Linked DNA regions of Mus musculus: region 2 is linked to region 1. The links are chromatin loops, found by intact Hi-C in ENCODE. Cell type or tissue: left cerebral cortex. All regions are shown on one strand. Each heading gives the region's core, and the rest is flanking DNA. Links, peaks and the distances in the headings are about the cores only. Region 1 holds the start of Sall1 (spalt like transcription factor 1). Region 2 has its middle 17 kb from the start of Gm26331.

Region 1 (15,868 bases), core at 4,771-12,770:
ACACACGGAGCACACCATCCACTTGATCCCACCCACCACCGGGGAGGGGAGGGACTGGGAACCTGATCTCCCGGCTCCTGCCCAGTACGTTTCCCCATCAATAATGTTGATACCATCGAAGTGCCTGCTCCCCGCCCCCGGGGCGCCGCTGCCGCCTTTTTGCCGCTTTTTGCCCGGCATAGGAAAACGAAACCTCCTCTACTGCCCTTGTAGCCCCTGCCTGGAGCCTGGGCTGGAAATTTCGGAAGCTGGGACACAGCCAGAGCGCTTAGGGCCCACCTCCACTTGTAGAGTGGGTGCTCAAACTGCACAGATGGAACCTGAAAAAGAGTCAGGGGCCCACATAAGGCCTCAATCACATCCCACACCAGGGTCAGACTGGGCCATAATTAGAAAACTTTGCGGGTAGAAGAACCAGGCCTCAGAACAGAAGGCCTTCATGCGACCACCCCTTCCTAAAATTGGAGCTCAAACAAAGAAGTCCGGAAACACCTTCCTTGAAAATTTCTCTATGGCCGCAGCCCTAGACCACCGCCCTCGGGCCAGCCAACTCACCGCGGACAAACTAGACCTCGGGAAACTGAGGCTATACTGTGGAGGGAACATAGACATCCCCGCACCCCAAAGGCAGTTTGTACAATTGCTAAGTGCCTCCACAGGGTCCGTTTCGTCTTGGTCTGAGAGGTCGCGACCCCCACGCAGCTGTCACCTCATTTGGGGCTATCCCCATTCCCTATTGGGTATCTGTCCCTAAATACCAGCCCCCCACCCCCCACCCCAGGATCCTACAAGCCACAACCTCTTCGCCGTATTTCCCAGGAGCAGCCCCCATCCATGGTTTGGAGGACTCGACCCTATGGAGCGCCCTGGCCTGGAGGTGTGCAGGTTAGAAGGAACCCCAGCTGTGGCACCTCACTATCCTTCTCTTTCCCGACCCGTTCAAAAATAAAAAAATAAACCCCAATCTGTGTCCATTTTTTATTGATTTAATTATGTCTTTGCTCTGCGGCACGCGGTGCCTCGCCAGCTTGCTGACACTTCGGCGACCGCACCAGCGAACCGCGGAACTTGGGCGCGAGACAATGGCCTGTAATTGATGTATCGCCACCAACAATAAAGACCAATTCTCTCCCGGCCATTCCAACCGTCCCCTTCCTCCCATCCCCCTCCTCCACCTCCCCTCTTCTCTCTCCCGGCCAAAGGGAAAGAAAACAAACAAGAAATTAGCGGGGGATGCCGCTCACAGAGCCAGGCGCCCGCCTCTACGTCGTCGAGGACTCAAAAGAACGAAAAAAGTTATCAAAGTTTAGATACCCGCAATTAATTCGTCTCTGCTCGCCCATTTTTAATTAAACAGCGCGAAGCAGCAGATTTTGCGTTTTCGTTCGTTTGTGGTGTTTGGGGGGAGATTCCCCCCACCCTTAATCACACATAGAGCCAACAGTGAGCACGTGTGAAGCATCTCCCTGGAGCTTCCCGCGGAGCACACCCCGAGAAGGGCTTGTAGGACCGCCAGCTCCACTGGGTTTCTGGCCACTGGATTGCCCGGAGGCCAGGACTTTCAAGAAGCCAAGAATGTTAAAGACTGTTGAGGGCGGCTCTAAATACCGGCAGATTCAAGGAAGAAAGGTGCGCCTGGAAGCTTCGGTGCACCCTGAGGGGTGCACGTTGGTGTGTTTTCAAGCGCTCCGATTTGCGGGGTAGGGGAGAGTGCTAGATTTAAAAGTGTTCCGGTCTGATCACGTTCCCGGGGGTTTGGGGAAAGTAAGCGGCTAGCACCCCAGGAGCGCGCAAATCCATCTTTGCCGAGAGATCTCTTTAAATATTCAGTGAGAAATAATGGCATTTGAAACACCACCTATGGAAACATTATTATCTTCATTCTTCAACATCAGAGCCACTGATAGCTTCGTTTGTCTTTTTATCAAAATCTACAGTACCCAACAGAACCTGGAGAGAAGGGAAGAGCGAGATGCGGGAGAGAGCCGGAGACCAGGGAGACGCGCGAGGGGTGGGAGAGCAAGGACAAAATAAAAAAAAAAAGAGAGAGAGGAAGGATGGACGGGGAGAAGGAAAGAAGGCAGAAGTTAAACCAAGAAGTATAAAGTCAGCAGACATAAAAAGATACTTTCAACTAGCACACAAAAGATTAGGGGAAAAAGAACCGTGGAAAGGGGCTAAAAGCCATTTAAGAGAGTGCGACATGGGTCCTGAGTTCCAAGGCTCTGCTGTGAAGGCTAGTGCCCACTTCGCGCGAGCCGACTGTGTCACGATCCAGACTCAAAGGCGCTCCAGAATTGGGGCGTCCTTATGAGCCCTCTCCTCTCCTGATCGCGAGATAGGGCAAGGATTGTGTATCTGCACCCCTCCCCCGCCTCCACCCCCATTACTCAGCCGAAGTTTAGTTAGTTTAGTCCTTCGGGTGCAGGACTTCGGGAACCTCGGCGAGCGGAAACCCCGAGGCAGGAGGAGGTCTAAACTAAGCCGAGGACCAAGCCTCAGGTTCGCAGGCGCCCAAACCCGGAAGAGGGAGTACAGGGCCCGGATCCCTGGGTCCCGTGAGCGGGTAAGAGAGGCTGGCTCCCAGCTCTGGGAGAGAAACAGAGAGAGATGGAGAGAAAAGTTTGGGCGCCGCACGTAGCAAGTGTCGGAAAAGTGAAGGCGAGTCACGGCGTAGCTAGCAGGGCAACGAACAGGACCCCCCCTCCATGCTCACTCACTCCGGGTAGCCACCTCGTCTGCGACGAGGTGGCGGCCTCCACCCCTAGGACACGGAGCACTAGGGTCCAGGGTAGAGGCGGTGCCTAGGGTCTGGCTCCAGCAGCACCACCCAGGCCAGGGGAGCGCTGCTTAGCACAGAATTAGCTGCGCCCCTCCCCTCCCTCCCGCAGAAGCTGAACTCGGAGCTCAGGCAGGTCCTTGCTCTCCACCCGCCCGGAGCTTGGCGGCGCCACGGTGGCCGCCGCCTCCCCGCGGAGTGACGCGCCCTGCAGCCAACCGGGGCGGCCGGGGGGAGGTTCGGGAGGGGGTCCTGGGCGGAGCCGAGCCGCCCCCTTATCCCACGGGCTCGGGGCGCTTCTCCCGAAAACTTCAGCCCTAATTGTCCCGGGAATGTCCAAGGTAGAGAAAGGGAGCTAAGGAGCCAGCAAGAGGCTGGAGGGTCGCCGCTCCCAGGCAGGGAGAGGATGGGGTGGCGAGAAAACTGCCCCTCCCCCCAAGCCCCAAACCCATCACGTCCCCAAACCTTTCCTGGGTCCTCTTCTCCGCACCCCCGCGAGCCCGGGATCCTGAGAGTGGAGAACTCTGGGCGAAGGATCTCCGAGCCAGGCGGCGGGCAGGCGGGAGGGAGGCCCGGCAGCGAGCGGGAGGCGGACTGGCGTGGGGCTGGCTCTTCCCCACTCGCTTTTTTTTTTTTATGAGAGTGGGGGTGGGCTGCTTTCTGGTAGCTCTTAAAGAAAATGAAGGAACACTCACGAAATGGGGCGCCCTCTCCTACCCCGTCCCGCCACGGGACTCCCTCCCCCTCGCGGGCCAGTACGCAGCGCGGGAGTTAGGAAGTTCGCCGCTCGCCCGCAGCCTGGGTCCCCAGCCCCCGCCGCCAGCCCCACCCCCACGCGGCCCTGCTCCGCTAGGCTCCCGGGCGAGCATGCTAATTCGGGTCGGCCCAGCCCGGGATGGAGGGCGGGGGAGGGGGGAGGGGAACGAGCGGGGGGCGCCGGCCGGGGCGCTGGGCGCGCAGTGGCGAGGAGGCAGGCCCCCGGCGGCCGGGCCGCGGAGTCCCCGGCGGTCGCCAAGAGGGTTAACCAAGAGTCGGGCGGCGCGGCGCGCAGAGCCAGCCCCGCGGCCGGCTTATTGGGCCAGCGCGCGGAGAGACAGGGGTCTGCAGCAAATCACGAACTAATTGATTAAGGCGAGCGGGTTTGAATAGCGCTGGCCCGGTGCCAATCGCCTTTCAAAGAGCCCCTCTATGATTAATCGCAATGCATTATTGATAATCATAATTATAGCAGGACACATGCGCGCTGTGCCCGGGGCCGGGGAGCCGGGGAGGGGGCGGGCGGGCCGGCGGGCGGGGGGAGCCGCCGCCGCCGCCGCTCGATTTCCGTAATTTTGAGAAGATTTTTTTTTAGTAATTTTTTATTCTGCCCCAGCTGATGTTTGAGCCAGCATGTCGCGGAGGAAGCAAGCGAAGCCTCAACATTTCCAATCCGACCCCGAAGTGGCCTCGCTCCCCCGGCGAGATGGTGAGTGCTCCGGCCGGCGCCGCGGACACACAGACACGCACTCACACGCACACTCGGACCCACGCACACGCGGCGGGCCCCGCGCCCACCGCCGCTTTCGCCTTCTGCACTCGGCGCGTCTGATTTTATTTCATGCTTCCTCGATTTCAATTTGCCGGGCCAGGCTTCCCCTGTCCCGGGAGAGCCAGCCTATCCCGGCTGGAGCTTTCCGGAGTTCCGTGTCCTCGACTGGGCGGAGTAGGGTCGACTGGCCGGCTCGCTCCTCCGCCCAGAGGGTCGGAGAAGCCGCGGCCACGACCCTGCCGCCCCGAGGGGCGATCTCTCGGGCAGAGGCCATCTGGAGCTGCCCACGCGAGCTCTCTCCCGCTCCCCGCGCGCCACCCGGGTCCCCGGGCTGGGCCTCTGTCGCCTGGGCCTCACCGCCCAGCCCTGCGGCCAACGTTAAAGAAGTTTACTTCGTCCGGGTGGCTGAACGCCGAGCGCGTGGGGAGCTCTCCGTACCCACCCCCCCCCCAAACTCTCGTTCCCACTTGGCTAGCGGGCGAAACATGGTACCTTTGGGGGTTCCGAGCCGTGAGAACTGGGGGTTGGGGTGGAGGAGCGACATCCTGGGGTCGCGGCCGAGTGCTGCCGGTCGCTCTGGAGACTGACTTAGGGACAGGGAAGTGTCGCTTGGTCCGGCTTCCCAAGTTTGTTCTCCTGTCGTTTCTTTCCACACTTGCACCCATAACCCGTCAAAGTCGGGCTTGGATGTGTGCACCCCACGTATTATGGAGTCCCATCCTTCGGGACCCGTTCTGGTAAGGGTCATTAGACACTTTCTTGGGTCCCGGGTATTAGCCCGCCAGACCCCTGGAGCCAGCCGAGCAATGAAGGCAGGGTTCCGAAAGGACTGAATGAGTAGGGAAAAGTTTGTGTGCGGGAACTGTGGCCTAGAATGGGAGAGACCCGCGCAGGGAACTGGGGTCACTGAGGGAAGACCCCCTCCGACCCCAGCTTGACCTGAACTGTTCTAGGGCAGAGTTTCCGAGCTCCCAGGCCAGAGGCTACGCTCGGTTCCGGGGTCACCGGACTTTGTGCCTGACTCTCCGCTGCGTCGGTTGGAGAGTGACCAGACCCGAGGCTCGGCGGCCCCGGCTGCCCTTCGGGAATCCTCGATCCCGGGCGTGGAGGAAGGAGCTGCACCCCAGCAGAGCTCGGAAGCGTGACCTGAGATCCGCACCTCTGGCCACTACGCTCTGCGGGCGCTGGAGCCCCACATCGCAGGCTCCGTCCCCAGAGGCCTGGCTCTGAGCGGCTCTGGGTGCGGGTACGCGCAGGCAGAGCCAGAGCGACAAGGGATCGACAGCTTACTTCCTCCTCGCTGTTGGGAGAGGGCAATCCTGGCGTGAGACACCTGGACATTTTTTCAGGCGATCTGAGAGCCATTAAGGCAACTGTTTTGCCCAGCACCTTTGGAAGCTCGAAGCCTCACCAGTGTGATTCTCTGAGTCCTCTGGAAGGATCCCTTGAAACACACCCAGTTTCCCACCCCAAAAGAACCGGTTTGAGGGTAAAACCAGATGAAATTAGCCAAGGCCGCAGCAACCACTCGGACTATTTTTGTGGGGTTTCTCAGCTAGTTTCTTAGGCTTTCTGCCGCCCCCACAACAATCTTTCCTAAAGTGAGGCCTTTGCACCGGGATGCTGTTAAAACTTAACAATTTGCATACGGGGGTGGGGGTGGGAGAAAAACAACCTGGGGAAAGAGAGGTGTTTTTTGGTTTTTGTTTTTTAAATTTATACTGGTTGTTTGTATTTTCCACGCAAAGAATTTCAAAACTAACAACCACCACCTCGAGCTTGGGAAGAAAAGACCCTTGCTAGTTCTTCGCTTTGAGTCTAGAGCTGGAATTTTTAATAGTTAAGGCTTCTCATAAAGCGATAGCATTAAAGGAGTTCACTGCCTCTTACTATTATTATTTATTAGTACAATTTTTTTTTTAGTTTATTTGAGCTGTGAGGTAAGTTAATTAAGGAACTGAATCAAGTTTCCTTTCTTTCTTTTCCTTCTTTTTTTTCACTTAATTTCTCCTTTTTTCTTCCTAAAAGCTGGTTCATTGTGATTAAAGCAGTGATTATCCCGAACACCCTAGGAAACACCCCTCCCAGGCCAGCTCCTTACTCCCTCCTTTTCTTCAGTAGTAATAGTTTTAGGTTATGACTGTTTTTACATGGCTGAACAATAAGTTTGGGAGAAGTTGACTAGAGGGCAGGTTTTGTAATAGGGTTACAGGATTTAGTGTGCTGTAATAGTACTCTACACAAGCAGCCCTCCCCAGCAGCTGACAGTCAGGAGGGCCCGCCATACCCCGAATCTTTTCATTTGGGAATAGTTGTGAGAGACATACAGAGGAAAGTGCATGACACAGCTCACGTTTGCTTTTAAAAGTCGACTCTTCTGCAACGAGTCCAGCCATCTCCATCCATTTCCCTACCCAGAACAGAACATGTGCCTGAGGAGCCGCTGCTGTTGGGCGTTTGGTGGGTTTTTTTGTTTTTGTTTTTGTTTTTGTTTTTGTTTTTTTTTACTTTGGAAGGCAACCCCTTACTCAGATGCCAGCTTTACACTTTCTCTTGTCTCAAGAGGGTCTTACTACACACAGCATATGAAATATCAGGCATTACCAAAGTAGATCTTGTTTAGACCCTTCTCCCTCCCGTGTTGTCCCCCAGACTGTCTGACTTCTACACAGAGGAAAACCTTAGAAAAGTTTTCAGAGCCACAGTGGCCCTGAAGCAGCCACTCTAATTCTATGTTCTGTGGCCCCATCCTGTAGTATGTGTCGTGTTTGAGTTTTACAAAGAAAGCTACGCCTTGCTAAGCACCAGTCCCAACACCACCATTCAATTTAAAAAAAAATGATTATTTAGTTGATCTTAGAAGTTAATCTTAGAACCTTGATAGTTTATTCTACTTGAGTATTCCTATAAGGTATTTTTCTGTTCCTTATGAAAACTGGGATTGTGGTGAGTAGGGTTCATCTCTTAAAAGATATTCAACAAGTCTCCAGTTACTTGTAGAGAGATAAGTAGCCTTGGAAGAATTATTTACCATGATGGATAAATCCTGGAAAAGGGAATGTGCAAATCTAATGATTTAATTTGTGGTTACTTTTCTTTGAGTTTGGATTTCCAGGTGCGTGCCTGTGTGTGTGTGTGTGTGTGTATCTGTGTGTGTGTGTCTGTGTGTGTGTGTCTGTGTGTGTGTCTGTGTGTGTGTTGAGTTTTTTGGTTGGGTTGGTTCACTCCATTTGGTGGTGATGGTTTCAAGATTCCTGCAGCTTCTAACAGGCCCCATTCCGACTCCATTCGTTTAACAATTTTGCTGCTCAGCTTTTTAAAGGAAAGGATAATGTTGGAAGAAACTTAGAACATCGGGAATTACAGAGAAAGCATTGACTCTCCTAAGGAATACCTGAAAACCCCTTCTTACTCATATTAATAAAGAAATTCTATTATTTACCAAAGTAATTTACTCATTGTAAGCAGCTTAATGGCCACACATTGATTTCTGGGCCCAAAAGGTTAGAGAAAACTATAATGAATTCTCTTATAAAACAAAAACAAACAAATAAACAAAAAAAAAAAACAAGAAAAGAACCCTGACACCTGCAAGATAAGGCAGTTGGAAAGAATTCATGTTTCATCAAGCCTATTTTTAAGTTTGGCATAATAGAAGATTCTAGATGAGAAAATGTGAACTGTTTTTTGGTCTTGTTTTGTTTTGTTGCGATTTGCTTCAGGCTGCAAATACTTTCTAAATGTTAAAAAACAAGCACCCGGGAAAGCCTGCTGAGGCAGGAGATAAACTGGGAAGGTAGCTTTTCGGCATTGAGCAATTGTTGGTGTATTTTACATCCAATTTCTGCTATGGCTCAGGGCACAAGTACCAAATTATAGGGTGCTGTTTGGGAAACCGTTTCTTTTCTCTAAGGTTGGAGACTTCTAGTTGTCTTTTTACCAACAATATCCTTCAGAAGGCAAAAGCCCACATTTTTCTGGTAGCGAATCTGGAGGGCGATGGGAGGAGGGAATTCAGGCAGGTTCCGGGTTTCAAAACTTAGCCAAGCTCACTCAGTGTGAAGTAACCAGAAAAAAATCGAAATTCTTCTGCAGCTTAAATGTGTTTTTTTCCAACACAGTCCCTAGTGCAGAAAACCTGTGTTCTAAAATATTCTTTGAGGAGAGAAAGATAATATTAACCTGAGGCTTGACACTCCTCCCCCAAGAAGGAAAAAAAGTTGGTGTGCCAGGCTTTAGAAAACCTGGACGTGTAGAGCTGTTTTAACCTTTGCCAGCCTCCTCCCATGCAGAGGTGACAAGGTCCAGATCATAATGTGTCCTTCAGTGTCTTCCCGGTGACCCCCAATTTGAGTCTTGCTAGTCACTTAGCAGGAACTTGGTAGTTTATTTTAGTTTCTCCTTATCAGCTTGGCTTCTTTTCCTAACCTTATTCCCCCGCCACCCCCAGATGCCAGACCCCCAAAGGGGAAGATTGACAGGTAGTTCCCACGGCTCAGCTTCACCCTCCAACAACAGGGATTTAGTTTCTTGTGACTTTGCCAATGTTTGTGTAGTCAGTGTTTAGATCTCGCCTTAAGGAGTCTCTCTTTTACGCGTCACTGGAATAGGAAAGCCACAGAGTAGTTTGTGAACAAACCCTTGCTGTTGGATCCCCATCTAGTGTTCACTTTAATTCATCCATAGGGAAGACATTTTCCCCTTTCATTGTGAGCCGGAGGTGGGTCTGGACCAGAACTTTAAATGGAGTATCTTGTCCATGTTATTTTTTTTTCCAGAGGGTTCTCTTGTCTCCTTCCACACAATCAGGGCTGGCACTGTAAACTTGAAGGGGACCAGTTCATTTGTCATTTGGTTGTATGCTGCATAAAAGGAACTTCAGACATTACAGAAAATATGCGCAGCATATGTTGTATTTACAGCTTTTTTTTTTCTGGAACCTTAAGTTGGACATTCGGATCCTGCTTTAAAAAAATAAAACAAAAAGATAAAGCATCACTCAATCAAATATGTTCATGATCGCCTCTGCAAGCAGGCCTGTGGGAAGGAACAGCCTGTTAAAATTAGGGGCCCCAAGTCCACTATTGTTTGAGTTCTATTAAGAAATGCTAATGTAGTCTTAAGGTACTGGCAAGTAGTGTTAAGTGTCTTTCTGAGGCGCTCCCAAAGAGAAAACTAAATCTGGTAGAGCCTGGTGGTTGGTTTCTACTTTTTTGTTTTGTTTTGCTTTGCTTTGTTTTCTGTTTTGTTTTTGTTTTCCTCCTCTTCTCTCCTGGCTGGCTGAACCTTTCTGTGCGAGGCATAGTTTTTATATTTTTGCTTTCTGAGTAGAGAGGCTGCAACGCTTCGTTTTCCTGCTTCCAAATTCTGCTGTGTTTGGTTAAGAGGATAAAAAGTGACAAATTTGAATTGGGTACCTAGATAGTTCAGCCAGAGCTTAAACATCTGGAATTTAAGTGACAATTTGGTAATGATTCAACATCTCCTTCAAAAAAAGAACAGAAATTCTAAGCATCTTTTGGGGGGGTTGCTGAGGGGAAAAAAGGGCTCTTGCTTTGTAAATGTTCCTATCTGGCTGGAATTACGAGATTTGTGAATGCAAAATCCATAGAAAAGAATCTGGAATGTGATTTTCACTACAATAGGAGGAACAAGGGAACTGTAGTTACTAAAAGGAGGTCACCAGTTGCCATCCTGTGTAACAGATTATTTAAAGAGATACAAGAACACAGGGCTCTGTGTGTGTGTGTGTGTGTGTGTGTGTGTGTGTGTGTGTGTGTGTGTGTGTGTGTGTGTGTTTCTGCCTGCTCGTTATCTAATTGTAACTTTTAGTCATTCCTTTTAGTAACTGGGGCTAAAGATCCATGCTGGTTTCCCTGGAATTCTGTTCACCATGCAGAATGGTTTAAAGTTAGGCACTGTAGAGTGTAGCAACACCTGCTTCTGAGCCGAATCAAAATAGATGCCAGGATTTGGGAGGGAGCAGATTGTTCATAAACATCAGGAAATTAAATTAGCTGATGGTACAGTGCGATCAAATGTCAGCTTGCTAAATTGTGAAAATCGAAGCTCAAATATGGCCAACTTTTATAAAGGGTCTCTCTCTCTCTCTCTCTCAGAAGCAAGCAGGCATTTATTTCTAAGCGTCTTTATTTTCCATCTAATTAGCATAATCCTAAATATAAAAATGTTCAGGTAGAAAAACTTAAAAATTCTCTCAAGTGAGTCTTGAAGCGGCACGAATGCAAAACCCCAGTGCAGGGAAGTAGAAATCAGTGTAACCTTCGAAAGTAACCTAGCTTTTATTTTTTTTTCTATATATTATGAGAATATCAGATGTTTGCAAGTTATAAAGAATTAAAATGCCCTTTAACCGTGAGCACAGATGTGCTAAATATTTGAAGCAACCACATTGTAATGTGTACAATTGATGAAGTCAGTTTTCTGATTTCCCTTGCTGGTTATTTAGTTCTGAATCTGTCATTATTTGTCTAAGCCCAGCTGACCAAGCAAAACTGTGTTTTAAAGTGGCTTTATGTTTTGATAAATGTGAGCTGGTTGAAAAGTATTTTCCACTGAATGCAGAGCTTAATAGAACATGCTGACATAATAGTTTTAATGCATTTTGTTGAAAATGTGTGAACAAACAGAATAGCTTTTGTTCCTTCATAATTGGCTGTAAAAGTAGATGGAAACATAGCCATTACATATGGAAATGTGCAAAGAGAAAGAAATAACATTTCTGTTGAATATATTAGGAATTGCATTTCCTAGTTTAAAATAAGCATCTGAAATGGGGGCATCATTTAAAATCAGTTGTCAAAATACGAAGCTTTACACTGAATTTTTGTCACATCATTTTTTTTTTGTCCCGCGTGAGGCAGGATAACTTTAGCAAATTTCATTTAATATTTTGTTTGTAGTATTTCAAGTCAGGAGAAGAGACAGAAAGTGCTTAAAACAGCACCTTCAGCGAGCATGGGAATCTGGTGCCAATTAGGATGATTAAACATTAAATTAAAACTGGATCATTATTGGTATTTTCTGCTACAACTGCGATTTGTTTGGTGTTGTTAATGCATGTTGCACTATAACCCCGTGTAGATTTAAAGATGGGGATTAGGAAAGCCGGCTTATTAAATATAACTCAGCCACTAAAACTATGCCAGTGAGGAGAGTGCACGCGTCCCCTCTCTCCTCTGGCCAGCAGACTTTACCAGGGGCCCTAATCAACTTCCTCATCACTCCAGGCAGATAGAGTTAAGGAATTTCACAAGTGACTGTTTAGGTGTTAATTGTATTTTCTGAAATGCAAAACTCTTCCGAGCTTTTTAGATGCTTAATCCAAAAAGATAACCTCTGGCTCTTCTGAATGTGCTCTGGGTTGACTGGGATTTCTGGGGTAGGCAGCATTTTGATTTTCCATGTATTCATATCTGCAATTACTTTTTTTTTTCCTCCTGCAAGTTTTCTAGAAGATTCAATTTGGAAGTCATGGAAACTACCTATTATCTGATTCAGCTCTGTAGAAAAGCATGCGGGGAGGCAATCCTTGAATTAAACAGTTTTTTTTTTACAGCCTTTGGAGATGACCACACACACCATTCGTACAACAGGAGCTGGTGTTCCCCATGCTGAGCAAACAAGGGGACGCCATCCTGTCTTTGAATAGGATGTTAGCTTGGAGTTGGAGATTTTGATGTTTAATTTACAAATGGATCTTAGTGAGAAGACATCTGAGCAAACCAGTAAAGCCAAACAATCAAGGGATATGAATAGGGAGATGGATGGATGGATGGATGGATGGATGGATGGATGGATGGATGGATGTGTGTGTGTGTGTGGGTGGGTGTGGGTGTGTGTGTGATGTATATGTATATGCAATGTATTCAGGACAATCTGTTAGACAATCGATAACACCAAAAGGCAAAGTATTTTTAAAGGCATTCAGACAAGAATTGCCAAACTCTCCCCTGGGTGGGCATGATTTCTTAAGGAAGGGAGGACCTCTCAGCACCTTCTTCTTCAGCTAGCATTTAGCAGAACTGTAGATGCCACACCAATTTTTAGAGACAGAAAGACCACTTTTGAGGAATTATTTAGAACCTAGCCACGTGGAGCATGGTGGCATATATTCTTTACCTAGGAGAATGAGCAGCAGAGCTCAATCCTGAATTTGAAAAATTCACGTCTGGGGCGGGGGTGATACATAGGTACCAGACAGGCCTGTGAGGGATAACCATCCTGCATTCTTTTCATTTTGCCTGTGAGGGTGTTGCTTTCTGGTTTGAAGTCGAAACAGGTCTGTTACTGATTGGACTGAACTGTGTTTGTCACCACTGGGCCCCCGAGCTCAGGATCCAGGCAGGGACTTGAGGTGATTCTGAAGTCATCAGTCCTCAGCTGGGTGATATGCATTTTCCCCCCTTGTCAACAACTGATTGGAACCTGAACGACTACAAATTAGTTTAGTGACAGAACAGACTGTCACAGATATCTTTGCATCAGTTGAAAATGAATAAGGTTGACAGAAACTCAAGAGCCTAATAAGTCCTCAGTGTGCTGGAGGGACCCTCTCCCAGCAAGTAGACAATCGGTGTATAAAATATTGGAAATCAATATTTTGCTATGGAATTTCATTATGTACCAATGTCCACCCTTCATGGTATTTTATATTTTGATGAATTATCTAAAGGCCTTAACTATCCAAAATACCAGCTAGACAGGAGTTCCTCGGCATCCCAGGAAATACAGCCTGGCTTTGGGGGGGGGGGTCACATTTGGAGTTTAGCAGATAGAAAACATTTATGGCCCTTTCTATCAATTTCAAGTCATTACTGACAGTCTGTCCTCGCTTCACTTTTAACCCTGCACCTTTTGATGTTTGTAGGGGACACAGAGAAGGGTCAACCAAGTCGCCCCACTAAGAGCAAGGATGCCCATGTCTGTGGCCGGTGCTGCGCTGAATTCTTTGAATTATCAGACCTTCTGCTCCATAAAAAGAGCTGCACTAAGAATCAATTAGTTTTGATTGTCAATGAAAGTCCAGCCTCCCCAGCAAAAGCCTTCCCTCCTGGCCCGTCTCTCAATGATCCCGACGACCAAATGAAAGACGCGGCGAATAAAGCAGACCAAGAAGACTGCAGCGACCTTTCAGAACCCAAGGGGCTTGACAGGGAAGAGTCCATGGAGGTGGAGGTCCCAGTTGCCACCACCACCACCACCACCACTGGCGGCAGCGGCGGGAGTGGTGGCAGCACTCTGAGCGGTGTCACCAACATCACCACCCCGAGCTGCCACAGCGGCTCTTCCACGGGTACCTCAGCGATCACAACCTCTCTACCTCAACTGGGGGACCTGACGACACTGGGCAACTTCTCGGTGATCAACAGCAACGTCATCATTGAGAATCTCCAGAGCACCAAGGTAGCGGTGGCCCAGTTCTCCCAGGAGGCGAGGTGTGGGGGGGCCTCCGGAGGCAAGCTGCTCATCTCAACCCTCATGGAACAACTCCTGGCTCTGCAGCAGCAGCAGATTCACCAGCTGCAGCTCATAGAGCAAATACGTCACCAAATACTGCTGCTGGCCTCTCAGAGCGCAGACCTGCCGGCAGCACCCTCTATCCCGTCTCAAGGTACTTTACGAACATCTGCCAACCCCTTGACCACACTGAGCTCCCATCTGTCTCAACAGCTGGCGGTGGCAGCTGGATTAGCACAGAGCCTTGCTAGCCAATCTGCCAACATCAGCGGTGTGAAGCAGCTCCCCCACGTCCAGCTACCTCAGAGCAGCTCCGGCACCTCCATCGTCCCGCCCAGTGGTGGCACTTCTCCCAACATGAGCATAGTGACGGCTGCAGTGCCCACCCCGTCCTCAGAAAAAGTGGCTTCCAATGCTGGTGCCTCCCATGTCAGCTCCCCGGCCGTCTCAGCATCGTCCTCACCAGCATTCGCAATAAGCAGTCTGTTGAGTCCTGCATCTAACCCACTTCTACCTCAGCCGACCCCAGCTAACGCTGTTTTCCCTACCCCTTTGCCTAACATTGCAACAACCGCAGAAGATTTGAACTCCCTGTCTGCCTTGGCCCAGCAAAGAAAAAGCAAGCCACCAAATGTCACTGCCTTTGAAGCGAAAAGTACTTCAGACGAGGCGTTCTTTAAACACAAGTGCAGGTTCTGTGCGAAGGTCTTCGGGAGCGACAGTGCCTTGCAGATCCACTTGCGCTCCCATACTGGAGAGAGGCCATTCAAGTGCAACATCTGTGGGAACAGGTTCTCTACTAAGGGCAATCTGAAAGTCCACTTCCAGCGCCACAAAGAGAAGTACCCCCACATCCAGATGAACCCCTACCCTGTACCGGAGCACTTGGACAATGTCCCCACGAGCACCGGCATCCCCTACGGCATGTCCATCCCTCCAGAGAAGCCAGTTACCAGCTGGCTAGACACCAAGCCAGTCCTGCCCACTCTGACCACTTCCGTCGGCCTACCATTGCCTCCAACTCTCCCAAGCCTCACGCCCTTCATCAAGACGGAAGAGCCAGCCCCCATCCCTATTAGCCATTCTGCTGCCAGTCCCCAAGGCTCAGTCAAAAGTGACTCCGGGGCCCCTGATTTGGCCACAAGAAACCCAAGTGGCGTCCCTGAGGAAGTGGAAGGGTCTGCTGTGCCACCCTTTGGTGGCAAGGGTGAAGAGAGTAACATGGCAAGCTCCGCCGTCCCGACAGCGGGCAACAGTACTCTGAACTCCCCAGTGGCTGACGGTGGTCCAGGAGGGACCACCTTCACCAACCCTCTGTTGCCCCTCATGTCTGAGCAGTTCAAGGCCAAGTTTCCTTTTGGGGGACTCTTAGATTCGGCCCAGGCCTCAGAGACATCCAAGCTGCAGCAACTGGTAGAAAACATTGACAAGAAGGCCACGGATCCCAATGAGTGTATCATCTGCCACCGGGTTCTCAGCTGTCAGAGCGCCTTGAAAATGCACTACCGGACACACACTGGGGAGAGGCCCTTCAAGTGTAAGATCTGCGGCCGGGCTTTCACCACGAAAGGGAACCTCAAGACCCACTACAGCGTCCATCGGGCTATGCCTCCACTCAGAGTCCAGCATTCCTGCCCCATCTGTCAGAAGAAGTTCACAAACGCAGTGGTCCTCCAGCAGCATATTCGTATGCACATGGGAGGCCAGATCCCCAACACCCCAGTCCCTGACAACTACCCTGAGTCCATGGAGTCTGACACAGGCTCCTTTGATGAGAAAAATTTCGACGACTTAGACAACTTCTCAGATGAGAATATGGAAGAGTGTCCTGAGGGCAGCATCCCAGACACACCCAAGTCAGCGGACGCTTCCCAAGATAGCCTGTCATCTTCGCCTCTGCCCCTCGAGATGTCGAGCATCGCTGCTCTGGAAAATCAGATGAAGATGATCAATGCTGGCCTGGCGGAGCAGCTGCAGGCCAGCCTGAAGTCTGTGGAGAACGGATCCATGGAAGGGGATGTGCTGACCAACGACTCTTCCTCAGTGGGTGGCGACATGGAGAGCCAGAGTGCAGGCAGCCC
Region 2 (15,868 bases), core at 4,217-12,216, 530 kb before region 1:
CGGTTACTACTTCTGCCAATGCCAAGTTACAAACTGGACCCATTATTTCCCTTCCTTAGCTCTGGTTGTGTTAGTGTATCAGAAAACATCAAAAGAAAGCACTCTTTAAAAGTATGTGTAGGGGAACACATGCTATGCAAATGTATTGTGTGTCTGGGTCTGAAGATGGTTTTGATTGTCTTTCCCTGTCACTCTCCAATTTGTCTGTTGAGGCTGAGTCTCTCCCTCAACCTGGAACTTACCAATTCTGGATAGTCTAGCTTGCTGTCTCTGCCTTGTGTGCCGGGATTATAGGCACTTGTCATTCCTGCCTCGGTTTTAGGTGGATTTCAGGGATCTAACTCACATTTGCATAAGTGATTAATTCACTGAGCCATCTCCACAGTCCCAATACTTTCTGCGTGGATTTGATATCCGGTTTTCAGATAACTAAATGTGGATAACAGGACCCTCCATAGTCTTTCTCTGGTGTCTGCAGTTATCACTGAATCTGACCGTGGACTAGATATGCAAATGAAAGCACAGTTGCTGAATTTGATTTAGATTTCTGTTTATAGAAATTCCGTATGCATTTGTTTTACCTGCTGGCTATTAAATACTCTAATTGTACTATAGACTCACTAACAAGTGTGTTGAAGTTGCACATTATAATTTAAAAGAGTTAATTGAATACTAATCCAATGCACAGCACAAAAAAATTATTTGAACCATTGCAAGGGAAGCCGGAAATCCCCCCAGCTGCCTTGGTCCTGCTAAATCCCCTTCCCTGTGAAACAGAGAAAATGAATATTCAATATTTTTTCCATCTGAGTCTCTTGACACTCTATTGATTCACTTTATTTTCCCAACAATTTTCTGACAGGTTTCCCAATGTGGATTCTGCAGATTCTTTGATATTCATCTTGTGGTTGTCTTTGAAAATGAGAGTCCTGGCTAAGTTTGGGCTGGGGCTTAGAACTCCAAGCCCCAAGCCCCCTGCCTCCCAGAAGCCTGCTTAATGGTAGAATTGCGCTGCTCTACAGTGTGATCCTCACATCTGGGACGGAGATAAACATCAGGAGAGGAGGGAGGAGGATCGCTAGTACATGACACCTAGTCATGTTGGTGAAGCTGGGTACTGTTCTGGAGGGTGGGGTGACAGAGAGAAATGGAAGACCTGAATCTCTCAGAGGAAATGAAGCAGCAGGAGGAACAAAGCCCTATGAGGTAAATGATAGAAGAGAGATGCATTGTGGGTGGGGCAAAGGCACCTCCCTGGCTGGTTTCTGAAGGGAAAAGTCCACCAGAAGAGGCAGAAGTGAGAGGAGAGTAGATACCAGAAGTGCATCCAAGGTGCCACAGGCCCTGTCTTCTGAGGCACTGCCTTTTTCTTTGGCTTTGGTGAGTTTCTGAAGTTGGTATGGTTTAGCCTATGCTCTGCTGCTAAGCTACACCTCAGCCTTAGTGTCTTTTTCTATAGAATTTGAACTTGGTAAATACCAATCAGTGACCAGAATTCCGGGTGATGGATGAGTCAAGTGTCTAACCGCTTTCTCGGAACCACCCGACAGCCACACTGATCCTTCCATGGAACGACGTCTGCTGGTGCCCTGAAGTGGGCATGAGCTCCACCTTTAACTTATATGTGTGTCTCTTAACAGGTATATCCAGAAAATGCTGGCATTCCACATTCAGCAGCAGCTATAATAGGGAGAGATGAGTGAGTTTGGAAAATATACGGTTGGCCTCCTATTAAACCAAGCTTGATTCAGGTCTGCTCAGATGAGGAGGGACTGGGTGAAGTCTAAGTCCTAGTGTGTAATGGATCTCACTGATATTGAAGTCTAGTTGAGGTAGATGATAGAGATAGATAGATAGAATGATGTACATGTAAATTATATGGTAGATAGACATACATGATAGATATAGATGATAGATGATAAATTGGTATAAATTATAGATAGATATAGATAATAGATAGATAGATAGATAGATAGATAGATAGATAGATAGATAGATAGATAGATAGATAGATAGATAGACAGACAGACAGAATAGCCAGACAGAGAGGTAGGTGGTCTTTGATACACTTCTCAACCTCAGCTGCTTTAGACATATCTGGCATTCCACCTTCACAGATGCTCTGTTCCACTTGTGATTTTCACACTCTGGCTCTCAGCCTTCCCCTTGAGGCCTCTGGCTGAGTCAAGAGCCCTCTCCACACACATCAAGCTGCTATTCTGACTGCCCCAGCATTGACTTGGATAAAGTGGCTGCATACAGACCAAGCAGCCCAGCTTCCTTCTCTGTGATGCTCTATCATGGAAGGCCACTCTAGCTGCTTTCGGTGTGTGACAGTGCTGCCCACTTGTATTTTTCCTGGAAAAAAAAAGTTAAAGTTTCTAAATGAAATATAACATTCTGGAAAGTGGACAGTACTTCGGATTCACATTCCTAGAGTGAAGTTGGGATTTCACAAAACAAAAATAAATAATTCCAGTGACTTTAAAAAAAAACTTTATTGGATATTTTCTTCATTTACATTTCAAATGCTATCCCGAAAGTCCCCTATACCCTCCCCCTGCCCTGCTCCCCTACCCATTCACTCCCACTTCTTGGCCCTGGCATTCCTCTGTACTGGGGCATATAAAGTTTGCAAGACCAAGGGGCCTCTCTTCCCAGTGATGGCTAAATAGGCCATCTTCTGCTACTCTTAAGGCTCCTGATTTTACGGCTGTAAATTTTAACATCCCTTTTGGGTAGAGTGGACCTTATAATAGGTTTCTGGCGAGATGCTTCTATTTCTCTAACACTTTCGGGTTACCAGACGATAGAGATCATGTCTTGTTACTTACCCACAAGTCTCTGTGGATAATGGTTCATTATCTTGATACCCATCATAAACACTGCCGGCATTTAGCCATTAGTAACATCAACAAGCAAGTATCAAAAAGCTACACCCCAAAAGCCGGATCTTGCCTGTCATTTGTTCCTGTAAAGACTGATCAGAAGACCGTCACATTAATTTCCATATAGACCATGGCTGCTTCCAGGTAATAGCACAGCTAAGCAGTTGGGGCCAACACTATATGGTACACAAAGCTTAAATATTTTCCATCTGGTTTTTTAGAAATTGCTCAGTGACTGTGGCTTACAGTGTGTCAGGCTCTGTGCAGAACTGTTGTACGTGATTGCCTTCATCTGTCCTAGAAAGCCCCAGTGATGTGTGTGTTATTATCCCCACTAGACAGATGAGAGAACAGAGTGGTAGTCTTGGAAGCAGGGCACAGAGAACGGTGTCTCACAGTCCACCCTTCATGCCTGGTGCCTCTACACAGTGAGAAAATGATTCCCCTTTCTTTCCTCACAAGTCACTGGAGTTGTGTGGCTACCATAGGGCTTAGCTATGCTCCTGGAGTGCCCTGACTTGCCCCTCCAGTACCTTGACAAGAGATGGTTGCCAAAAGTCACTGGGGCTGTACCGACTGAAGAGTGAGGAGCTTGTCCACAGGGAGAGATCTCCTGAGTGGGATCCACAAGACCCTGGCTTTGGCAGACTATTAAGTTGCCCCTGGCTACGAAAACCCATGAGAAAGATGTTGGGCCTTTTCCTAAGATTTTCTGTCTGGTACCAGTCTTTCATAGAGAAGCTATTTGCTTTTCTGGTATGGAAATGATCTCCTCCTCCCAGGACTGGTATATACCCCCTCGGGTGTATTGAGACCCTAACGAAGGTGAGGGTGAGTCCCCCAAAATCAGACAAACAAGGATGATAGCAGGTAGCAAAGAAATAGTTGTAATAGAGGTAGCTTTTTGACTTGGAAAGTCCTGGGGAAGGTGCACAGTTTTCTCTCTGTCATTCTGCACACGGCGGTAGTGATGAACCTTGATTACAGTGCACACCATCCTCTTAAGGTAGTGACTTAGCCAGCCAGTCTGGACGTTATTATTGGAGCTGAGACTCCACACCTCAACAGCCGTGATTTCGATGTCTTTTTCCTGAAATGGAATGCTGCAGCTGTTGCTGCTGCCTCCTACCTGCAAAACTGATGGACAGTTCCCGAAACTCCATTTGTAAGGCTTTATGATCAGTGAAGAATCAATATATTCTGTCTGTCTGTCCATTCATCCATCCTTCATTCTTTTTCCCCTGTCATTCCTCGTGTGTTGTTGTTGTTGTTGTTGTTGTTGTTTGTAGACAACAGAAGAAAGAATAAGGAGGAGGAGAGAAGACAGAGAAAGAGACAGAGACTGAGATCATGTACTAGCTAGGATTTTACTATGAATTGACCAAAAGAGAAAGCGACAACATCCATGAATCCTGTACGATGTACAGGTTAGTGGCTGAAGTTCCCAGTCCTTCACTTAATCCCTGCCCTTCATAATTTGAATCCATGATATTGGCCTAATGATCAAACAGCTTCATTAGCTCATTGGGGAACTATTAAGACGCTGTGCGGAGGTAGCTCTCGGTGCTAAAGTGCTGTCCTCTTATGTGCAGAACCCCGATTTTCACCCCGGCACTCCACACCACAGCAGAAAATAAATGTAAACGTCACACAGCAGATAACACCCCTAATCAGAACCCACTGAGAATGTAGGTATTGGAATTAATGAATTGACTTTCCAGGTATTGGAATTAATGAATTGACTTTCCAGGTATTGGAATTAATGAATTGACTTTCCAGTTCTGTCTCACTCTTTAGAAGCTCTTTGATTTTTCAGGTTTCTCGATTCTCTAAGGCCTCAGTTTACTCCTCCCTAAAGTGGGGATGAAGTTCTGTCTGCAAAGTCCATCCTGCCCAGTGAGGTCCTTCAAGTATTCATCAATAGCACTAAGAGGGAGATTTCATCTTCAAGAGAGCAGCCTTAAGTGTCTCCTTGGTCAAGCTGTTCACTCACTTCTTTCTTCTCAGTGAGTTTTTTGAATTTTAGTCCTCAAACAGTTAACACCTGCCTAGTCTGCCCTGCATTTTTGGTTAAGTCCAGACTTGGCCAATAGCCTCTCAAAATGGAACATGAGTCACTCCTTAGAGCGCTGGCTCTTTACCCTCCTGATGCTGCAGCCCTTCTACAGTCCCTCATGTTGTGGTGACACCCAGATAAATTTATTTTGCTGCTACTTCATAACTGTCACGCTGCTACTGTTATAAATCCCAATGTAAATATCTGATATGCAGGATATCTGAGATGCAGTTCCTGTAGAGGTTTCAATGCACAGGCTGAGAATCACTGACTTAGAGGATTGGCTGCAAGTGACTGAAAAACATTTCAGAAGAAATCCTCTGTGCAGCTGCCGTGTTGCAGAGCAAGGGCTTCCTATGGACCCCTTTGGCGAAGAATCGCAAGCACTCAGGTGTTTGATGTGTGTGTAATGGAGTAAGGGATATGAACAGAATCTGGTCTTGGGAAACTAGGCCCAACGAACAGGAGGCTTTACAAAGGCAAGCCGTGTTCTCCAACCTTCTGGCTCCCTCTGTCCATTGTTATTTTCTCACAGAAGGTAGTTCAAGGCTGACATATACAGAGAGTCTGAAGGAAGACTGAATGAAGAAGGGGAGTGAGGGAGGCAGGCACACAATGTTAATCACCTCCCCCATGCCCTTGCTTGCCTCTCTTTCTGGTGTCTTAGAAAACTATGAGACTGTACTTCCTAGGTCTAAGCTATGTCTTCCTTCTTTTCAAGCTGGGGGATAAATTCTTGTATCTGATCTGGACCTAAAATGCTCGGTTTCCAAAAACCAGCTCCTTGCATTACCATTTGTTGGTGAAGTTCTACCTGGCACATAGCAGGAAAAACTGCACCCCAGTCCTCAGAGCCCTACTGACATCAGGGACAGTAGTCAAGCAGCCTCGGTTGCCCAAAGCAGTGGGCACTGAAATCACATTTGTATTTAAAATACACATACTAAAGAAGGAGAGTAAATGGTGCTGATGAGGGAAAGGCCAGCTTAGCCCACAGCACTGATGTCTGCAAGATTACAATGGCTGATGGGAGAGCTCCTGAGAAGCAGGGTCAGTGTCCTGGTACTTGAGCCAGACCACTGCCTCTGGGCCTAAATGGGTCATAGCAAGAAGAAGTTCCAGAATAATGGGCTGGGTCTTTAGTGCCACATCCCGAAGGCTCAGGCATGGCTCCCAACCAAAGGCTCTCCTATTCTTTTCAACCAAAGAAAAGGAGCAGGTTAAAAAAAAAAAAACTGTGATCCCTGCTGCATCTGAAAGCTGCAGTCTCATAGGGTTTGTCTATCAAGTGGCTCTAAACACTTGCATCACACAAAAAGACAAACCTTTAAACTGGAACAATGGTCACAGAAAGGAAAAGTTTGGGGCTCTTCCAAAAAAGACGAGGGTTTGCCATGTGACAATTCACAATGGTGAGGTTGCTTACAGGTGACTAGAGGGGTACTTACCAGTGAGTGCCATTTTACTTGATGGGTCTTGGTCCCCGGGATGACTCTGTAAGGCCGGGCGGCTCCATCACTGGGTTCCCTACCTTGTGGGCTGTCCTGGAGCAGAAGGGGTAATAAAGGTGACCAAGCCCCAGACTGAATTTAGAAACCTAATTTCTGCCTCTGCTGCCTTGACCTCACTGCGTAGCAGGGCAAATTACTTTGTCTCTGTCAACTTCAGTTCCCATCTAAAGACTTGTCCTAGAGGGCCCTGACAGAGCACTGAGGTGAGAAAAAACAAAAACAAAGGAGAAAGCAAGAGAGGGAGTGAGGAAGAAAGGGAGGGAGGAAGAGAGATGGAGGGAAGGAGGAGGGAGCAGAGGAAGGAAAGAAGCAAAAGGTAAACAAAGATAAGAGAGGGAGGGAGACAAGAGGAGGAAACAAACAAGGAGTGAGTGAGGGGGAGGAGAGAGGGAAAGAGGGAAGAGAGGGAGAGAGAGAGAGAGAGATGTACTGAGGAAAGATGGGTGGAAGAGAGGAGCATAGAGAGGGAAAGAGAAAGGGAAGAAAGGAGGAGGGAGGTAAAGAGAGGGAAGGGAACGAAGAAGGGAGGGAGGGAGAAAAACAGAAAGGAGGGACATTTTGTGGCAACAAAACACCTTTGCTTCTTATGGGCAATTCAAATTTGCTTGCTTGGCTTGTTTAATCCCGGTAAACATAGGCTTAAAGTCCTGCATTCCTTTCTAAAAATCTAACAGTTTGGGGAGAGGGGAAAGGGAGAGTAACTGGGGAGATTAGTCACTCCAGCTCCCACCCCCACCTCCACCCCCACCCCCTCCACCAGCTTGTCTTCTATGAGGCCCAGAGAAACCCCAAGCAGGCTAGGAGCAAGCGGCCCATGGAAGGTGGGAATGGAGCTGTGCCTGCCCTTGCTTCTAAGCCTGCTTTGTGTGCCTGGGGTGAGGTGGGAGAGAGTTGGACAAGAAGAAACTGCTAAGATTCGTGCCCGCATGAGGGTCTTAAAGAGCCATTGTGGATAAGGTGCTATTCACAGTCACTTCGGGGGTGGGAGTTGGGTCTTCCTTAAATGGCCTGTCTGCTGGTCCACATAGTCCAGTTATGAGTGCTGAGTCTATCTCAGATTCCGCCCTTGGGATGGAACACCGGGAGTTCGTGGACCTGATGAATAAAGGCAGCCTGGTGTCCCCTTTCCCCTTTAAAGCCAACAAGAAAGCAATGGCCTAGGTCCCAATGCTATCTCTGGGAACTGCTCAGCTTCTCCGGAGCACACAGTACGATGTGAAGACAGGCCTGCGGATACCTTGCTGACTGACAGAACGAAAGGGGAAAGGTACCCCTGTGTTTGTACACAAAGAAATCCTACTTCTTGAATGCTAGAAACCTGGGCCAAGATCTCTGGGGACCTTTTACAAACCTATCCATCTTCCCCGGTTTACACACTGAACAGGCCTTGAGAAACGGCTTCTCCTGCGCAGTTTTCTCTCTACACAGTGTCGCTTGCCTACTCTTTATGGTTTTGTGCAAACAGGGCTGGCCAGCAGCCCGAACCCCAAGCGGAAAAAGGTTCTGAGCCCTTTACACTTTACCTAGTATAGCCCTCTGCGACCGGGGCGATTTAGGTGACGCACCTGCTGCCAGCAGATGGCGCTGCGCCGCACGTTTTGATACTGGTGTGCTTGGATGGCACTCATGGAGGGGACCTCTCAAAGTTTTGAGTGTGTGTGTGTGTGTGTGTGTGTGTGTGTGTGTGTGTGTGTGTGTGTGTGTGTGTGTGTGTGTGTGTGTGTGTGTGTGTGTGTGTGCCATTCCTGGGCTGCAACAATGTTTGTGGAATTAAGCAGTGATTTCCTTTAGTCTGAGCCACTCGTCCTGGCTGTGTGTTAAGGCCTAAATAATAAAGTTTGCCATACAGTGTGTTTTTTCTTCCTAGTGAAACCAGGAGTTTCAAACACATATGATGTCCTCACCCTTACTGTGTGGTTGTCAGCTAGCACAGGTCTGCATTTTCTGATCAAATCACTTCTGCAGCTTCCATAGTAGCAGGCAACACGCTTTGGGAGACAAAGAAGTGCTGAAAGAAAAGAAAGTAAGTAAGATCACCTAAGATTTTCTTTCTAAACAAACAAGGGAGTCCTCCTCCCCCTCCTCCCTTCTGCCTCTTCTTCCTTTTATTATTATTATTATTATTATTATTATTATTATTATTATTATTATTACATTTTTATCCCCTCCTTCTCTTCTTCTCTTTTATTTTCTTTTTTAAAAACTGGGCTTAAAAAAGAAAGCCTGAATTGTTAGGAGTAATATCAATATCAAGCCATTTTCAGAGAGAGAGAGAGAGAGAAGACTTTGGCTGCTTGAAGATGGGGTTGCTTTTTGTGACCTCTGGAAACACATGGACTCAATGACCATAAATAAAAAACTTGTGGAGAAAATGTAGGGACGTGGGGGAGAAAGGTCCAGAGTTTAAGGACCAAGTCAAACTGCAATGGGGTAAGGCAGATAGGAGGAGCCACAAGGATGACTTCCCTCTGCCAAGGGCCTGCGTTGGTGAGGTTTCACTATGTATTTAATGTTGCCATAAAATTCGTCTTCTCGGAGTAAACAAGGCCAGTCTGCATGCAACTCCATCAAGACATACGCAGCGTTGTTTGGGATAATGGATTTGATGGGAGTGAAAACAGTGGGGATTAAATGGACCCAGAATGGATAAATATAACTAATTGTCATCCCTTTCTATCCACATAAACATCCCTAGCACTGCAGAAAGGGAAGAGGGGGGCACCCTGCAGATACTCCTCTTAACTGACTGATGGCGCTGGGGCGGACAGAGTTCTAAAGACTTTCCCTCTGCCCTCAGTGAATTCGGCTTTTATGACCCCCACCCCCACCCACCCCCAACTCTGCAGTGAACACAAGAGCTGTACAACCCTGTTCAGAATAACTTCAAACTTCGTTTTCAACAATGTGGCTGGAACTTTTGAAGCTTGCAGAAGAACTCAGCTACTTTACACACACACACACACACACACACACACACACACACACACACACACACACACACTCACACACAAGGCAAAGCCTGAAATCAAACTTTAGAATTTTAAAAAGTTTTCATCGAGGGATCTGATTACTGCATGTGTGCACAGAGAGGGATAATATTAATGATTGCAATGGACTCTTTCTCACTGCAAGATTCGCTGTTGATTTTGTTATTTTGTCGCCCCCCCCCACCTCCCCCCAGCTGAGGACAGAACCCAGGCCCCTGTGCTTGCTAGGAAAGCACTCTACCACTGAGCTGAATTCCCAACCCTCACTGCTGATTTTGTAAATCGAGAATTATTGCTGCAAGCTTAGACAGTGCCTAGACATATACCTCGCACTAAAATACATCTATTTAAAGAAAGAAACATTTACATAGCTTTAAAAAAAACCTGTCACTTGACGCGGTAACTCCATTTGCAATGATTCAATAAATATAGTGTTTAACATTTGAAATGTATTTAAATCTGTTTTCACTTCTTTTAAGCTAAAGTTCAAAGACATTTGCAACCGAATGTCATTTATTATCAAGGCATGCTATTCATACCCGAATAGTGTTAGTATAGAAAAATGAAACTTCGAGTCTGTGAGTCATAGCAGTGTCTAAGGCTTACTCAGTAAAGCCAGCATGGCAACCTCTATCTGTGATCTCCGGAAGCTGATTTTTTTTTTTGATAGAAACTTAGAGCTGTCTTTCAAACAGAATCATCTGAAATTTAAAATTAGCCAAGGATTACAGTTTGCAAGAAGGCGTGTCTCCACCCCCAGTGTGAACCAGTGTCGTCAAAGTGAAAGGGGGAAGAAGGAAGGAATGGAGAAGATGTGGTTGTTTTGACACAAGGGAGAAAAGCTTTAGTGCCGTTTCATTTTTAACTTCATTTCAAATTATCTCCCAACCACCCTGGTATTTCTGCATGGAGATAATCACATCTCATCAGCTTGCGCCAGACCCGGCAGCTACGCAGCCAAGAGCTAACGTGGCTTCTCAGATCCGACCACTGAACACAGCTACAGCTCCGCAGAAGAATGGTGGGAACTGGCATGGCTGGATGCCCACCAGCCCCTCCAATATTTTGATTTTGTTTTTCTTTCTCTGGGTAACGTTAATTGTCCACAAGGTGTGTGAGGATGCCTCCCCTGGGACAAACCCCCAGAAAGGGAAAACACGAGGTTAAGAATGCATCACAAATCTGCCCCAGGGATGATAAGGATTTAGACTTGTTGACTAGCTGTGCAAGAACGGCCAGCTCGTGGATTCATGCACAGAAAACTGAAGAAGGCTCTTCTTGAGAAAAGTTAAAAAAAAAAAAGAATAAAATAAAAAGAATGGGTGTTTGGGAGACGGGAAGGCGATCCTGGTTTTAGACATAGGCCATCAGTTACTCCTAGAAACATTTGGGAATTCCCTGTCATTGAGCTTGAATGGGGACGCTGGGATGGTTTGTTTTAACACTGATGCATGGAAAATGAAGCCCCGCCCCCCACACCCTCTTAATGTTAGAAAAACTCCTATGTAAATGATGGACTGCCTTATCTTGATACCATTTGTCTTAACTTCGCTTCCTCTCACTTCAGTCATTTAATTTGTACGGCTTCCAAATCAGAGTGACTGTCATCTATTAGTCTCCTTGGTGACAGAGGGCAGGGGGCTGTTGTATTGGAGTTAATAAAGCAGAAACACAAGCCTAATTATTGGGAAGATAAACCACGCTGGCAGGGTTTTGTCCTCTAGGGTTGGAAGTCTTGGTACCCAGATATTTTGGAGTTGAGTCCCTATGCACAGGGCACACAGTCGGCAGCAGGTGGGGACACATGTTTTTAGGTTCCTGATACTGGTACATTTCAACAATCGGCATCCCTAGAGGGTGGGGTGGCACTGCCAGGGAGCAAACCTACCATCATTAATCAAATGAGATCTGTGCCGGGGCACGGGGCGGGGGCTCAGAAATGCAAGGGGTGAAGCTGGAAGAAAGTGGTGTTTTGGTTACAAGTGTAAGCATGTATATGTAAGCAGAGCCTGTGCACACATATATCGAGTAGCTCAGTGTAGTATAGTGAGCTGTGAATGTGTGTATGTGTATGTGTGTGAGAAAGAGTGTCACAGAGAGAGTCTTGCCAGCACTTAGACTATGGAAAAATTTAAACATGCATATATATATACACATACATATATATACACATGTATGATATGTTAGCATAGATGCAGTGATCTAAATGTTAGCGACTGAAACCTCAATTTATTGATTATTGAGAAGTCCAATTTTGTTTCTATAGGTTGATGCACACACATGACTATATGTTACTTATGCAAGTTGCTCATGTCTGAGAACTTGACCACCTAGATAGTTTTTCAGACATATTTATGGCCACTCCAATGTTATCAATGCTACTGTTGGCCTCCTGGGCTCCCCAACTCTGGAAACAGAGAGGAACAGACAGGAAAGTCTACCGGTGTGGATAAAGTCAGGAGCAGGAGGAGACAGTCCTAAAGAAAGAGGGAAAGGGGATGGAGTTCCTGGCACCTATTGCAGCTGCACTGCGAGCTGCCGCAAAGTGAAGGCTGAGTCTGGAGAATGATTCTATTAGTGTAGCTTTGTCCAACAAATATTAAAATTGCAAAGTAATTTGCCCATTTGACAATGGCTAATGAACTTAAGTACGCAGGGTGAACTTTAATAATTGAGGAAATTGTGCAATTAAACTAAAAGCCGCTGAAAATTACAAATAAAATTAACTCTCCGGCTTAGCGGGAGTGTTACAGCTTCCAGCATTGTGTGGGTATCAGGAAAGCCTGGGAGGAAAGGTTCGGGTGGCTGTGCCTTTCATTGTGATGACTGACCATAAAGATATTGACCTTGTTTTTCTTTTTTTTAATGCAAAGCATAGGAATAATACTTTTTCGCAACATGGTTCAGAGTGACCATGTGGTTGGAATTACGCAAAAACATCTCACTGGCAGGATATGTTTTAATTCTGATTTCAGGTTTATGATCTTATCTGTTACTACTTTCAATTTAAGTGGATTACATTCAGCAAAGATCCTTTTACCATCCTGGCTGGGCTGTCTCATGCTATTAGCTTGTCTCCGTTCAGCTTCTGGAAGCCTGTGAATACGTAAGACCATAAGAAGCCTCTTAGGTTCAACCAGGTTAGACTGTAGACACCAGATTAATATTTGATAACGTAGAAGGGCTCTTAATCAGCTTTGCTTATTTTGCGACAGAATGTTTCTGCAATTATGATAATTGTTATGCTAAATTTGTTTGTCTTTGTATCTGGCTTTGAGCATAATCTTCTCTCTTGAAAGCCACTCAATGTGGGGCTTGAGATTCCAACACAAAACCCAATTAATATTAAGATGACAGACATGATGAGCTCCCAAAGAGACAACAGCTGAACAGACTCTAACATTCGTAAGTACAGATACTTGAGTGATCAAGTACATCTGAGGGAGACACACGATTCAATAATCCCTTTTCTCAAAGAAGTCAAGAGCCCCGTGAGCTGCGAGGGAAATCAAAGGACCACATCAGAAAGAAAATGACGGGTCTGCCCCTGTAGCGTCTCTATTAAAATGCAAACATTATGGATTTCTTTCGGGGTGATGGGAACCTTTTCTGTTTTTATTGATTTCTTTTTATAGCTTGATGATTTCTCTAAGATTACCTTAAAAGCTTAGAGGGGAGAGAAGGGTGCACCATCAAAGGGTAGCTTGCATGACAAGAACACAGGTATTTCGGCTAACATGATAAGGCAAAGGTGGAGTGTGTCCAGGGGACAGAGGTCCTACTTGCTCACCACTGGGACAGAGTCATGGCCTCCCTGGGGCAAAATGGAAAATTTACAGGCTCTTCTGGCCTGAGTGGTCAGCACACCTTGTTAGCCGCTGAGCTGGCCAGCTCCAAGGAGCTGCTTGCATGCTGGCACAGCCTGGGTCCTCCCCAGAGATGGCAATATTAAACACCGTGTTAACACGGGCATTTCCACCCTCCTTGTACAAAGCAACTTTCTTTAATCCCTGACCCCCAATTTCCCAGCATCACAGGCGACTGTGAGGATTTACAGCTGCATTCAGTGTCTGAGGGTGACATCCTAACCCATTGATTTGTAATCAGAAATTGCTTTCCTGTCACTTTAAAAGTGAGGCACTAAGGGGCAATAAAAACAAGGCTGTTGAGCTAAAAATGGAGTTATGGGTCAGGCTCTTGGCTATTGCACAGTACCTTTAAAATATATTTATTACGCTAAAAAAAAATTCCCTCTCTGGAGCACTTTAAATGACCAGTGACCCTCTCTGATGACTTATTGTTCTGAGAAATCAGTTCTGTAGAAACCCTTTCATCTGAGCCAAAAATAAAAATCACTCATACCAAAAAATAAAATAAAATAAAATAAAATTAAATTAAATTAAAAAAATCCACACAGAAAAAAACATAACTGCATCCGAGCCAAAAAATATGCCACTACCAGCACACAGATTAGCTGAAGTGTCAGACATATCATGACAAGACACAGGCCCTACCCTCAAGTGGTTGTGTACCTCAGGAGCAACAAACATTGAAACAAACAAAAATGGCATTTGCCAAATGGCCCTTTCCAGTGGCCCAGTTTCAGCTGTGTCCTACCTAGAGAAAGACGACAGTGAACAGTGCACCCCGTACATTAACTCCTACCTAACACACGTCATAGGCATGTCCGTCTCCTTCCCAACGTCCCCTTAGAGAAAGCAGTGGGAAACTCAGGATGTTTCCATCCATCCCAGCTGCATAGTCTAGCCTGGGAACAAACGGTGTTTCTCAAACACAGGCTGTAACTCTGAAGATGTAAGGAGCAGACCATCTCTGAGGTCTCTAGGATCCACCCCCCTCTCCCATTTCCCTGTTTGTCTCAAGGCATGATACCTTCCTCCAGAGTGCCCCCCAACCCCCGCCCAGCCGAACATTCCAGGAGCAGGCCACTGTATGGTCTAACTAGACTCTGCCACAGCGGTATGGTGGGTCCCACTCACAGAATGACGGGTCCTACATTGTGAGATCTTTAAAACAAAATGTGTCCCCATTGCCTTCTGAGGTTCCTGCTAATTAATATTCAAAGGACTGAAAGAGGGAAAAAATGGATACCTAAATCATACATATGTATATGCCTCTTAAGCTTTATTATAAAGGCAAAATAACCCCTTACTTGGTTAAAATCCAACTTGAGTCAACATACAAAGGTGACTGCACTGTGATCGTAGACATATCTGCATTATGTAGGCATGTTACTGCGCCACCAGAGTCTCTCAATAGTAATTATTATGCCAAGCGCCCTGTTGGCACAATTACACTAAAGCTCTAATTAGCAGCAGTAAGATTAGAACCCCTACATGTTAAATCTGTAGACGCAATGCTGAGTGAAGGATTTAAAACAGTTTCAAAACATTGTATTGTCTTTATTACAGTCTTTATACTTCAGTAAAGAAGGGTTTTCTATAAAATGCACTTAAAATAATCTGGTCCTGTCACTAAAAATAGGAAAGATAAGGTAATTGCAGTCAAACCTAGTGAGCCAGCTTGCTACATAGGTGCATTAAATCGAAAATGACAAAGCCGGGGAGCTACCATTGGAGATATGCACTTCCTGCCGGACACACGGTATTTTCCCTGCTCCAGCTAGGAGAAAGAACAGTAGCCATACTTATCAAGGGTCTGCCTTCTCCACACATTTAACCATTACCTCGGAGCGCCCGCTCCAACCAGATGAGTTTCATCGGAAAATCTCTACACCGATCTGATTTCAGCAGCAAGAGATTTACCTGTCTCCCGCAGGTACTGTGCGCCTTTCTGGCTGAGAGCACAACACCAGGCTGCTTCCTGTTTCCCTAGACACCTACTGGGTGGGAAACTTGAAGTCTGGAGCTTGGGCTGTGGCCTCCAAGAGAAGAGCAGCTGGAGAAGAACCTGAGTCAGGTCTGGATGGGTGGTGGTTTTCTGATACCTATCTGAACACCCGAGAAAAGCAAAGTCGCCAGGGCAAGTTATAGGTCCAGCTCAAGGCAGATGAAAACTGGAGTGTGATTGACACATGCCGTGTATCTGTTCAGGCTGGGCAGCCTTTTTAAGTGGACTTTCTCATGAAACTGGGCAGTTAGGACATCCAAAGGGAGACAAATCTAGAAGCTCTGAGGAAGAAAGAAAACTCCATTTTCTTTGCTTGTTTGTTTTGTGACTTCCACTCCACCCCACCACCTTGCAGAAACAAAGGTGCCTGGATTCCCTGCATATACCAACACCTGGGAATGTCAGCTCATGGTGGGCTCTACTTCATGCCCACTGACCCATCTGCCACCTCCACTCTGCCATCTCCTGAACACATGCCTTTTGTCTCCCTCCCCCAGGTAATGGGGGGGGGGGGGAAATGCAGAGCTTGGAACACAGGAAGGTATTAGGAAGGCT

Evidence for each region. A loop is a pair of places that touch in the nucleus more often than their neighbours do. Peaks named below come from ENCODE experiments on the same cell type or tissue, not always from the same donor. Only the 100,000 strongest peaks of a DNase experiment are listed, where the experiment ranks them.
Region 2: a loop joins it to region 1, with 6 times the contacts of the local background. A loop is called at or near these places in 8 of 42 quality-filtered maps.

Annotation. Positions count from the first base shown.
Region 1 is chr8:89,030,728-89,046,595 of GRCm38, reverse strand. Sall1 (spalt like transcription factor 1) reads left to right here and starts at 3,734. Exons shown (of 3, transcript NM_001371070.1): 1 at 3,734-4,244; 2 at 13,198-15,868. The coding sequence starts at 4,169. Gm3134 (predicted gene 3134) reads right to left here and starts at 5,353. Exons shown (of 3, transcript NR_166639.1): 1 at 4,800-5,353. In left cerebral cortex, for the core only: a CTCF peak has its summit at 8,960; DNase peaks (open chromatin) are centred at 5,708, 6,589, 8,281, 9,063 and 2 more places; H3K4me3 peaks cover 3,445 bases; H3K27ac peaks cover 5,253 bases.
Region 2 is chr8:89,564,175-89,580,042 of GRCm38, reverse strand. No RefSeq gene overlaps it. Among named protein-coding and RNA genes, the nearest start is that of Gm26331, 17 kb to the left of the region's middle. In left cerebral cortex, for the core only: a CTCF peak has its summit at 8,005 (motif pointing right); DNase peaks (open chromatin) are centred at 8,032 and 10,183.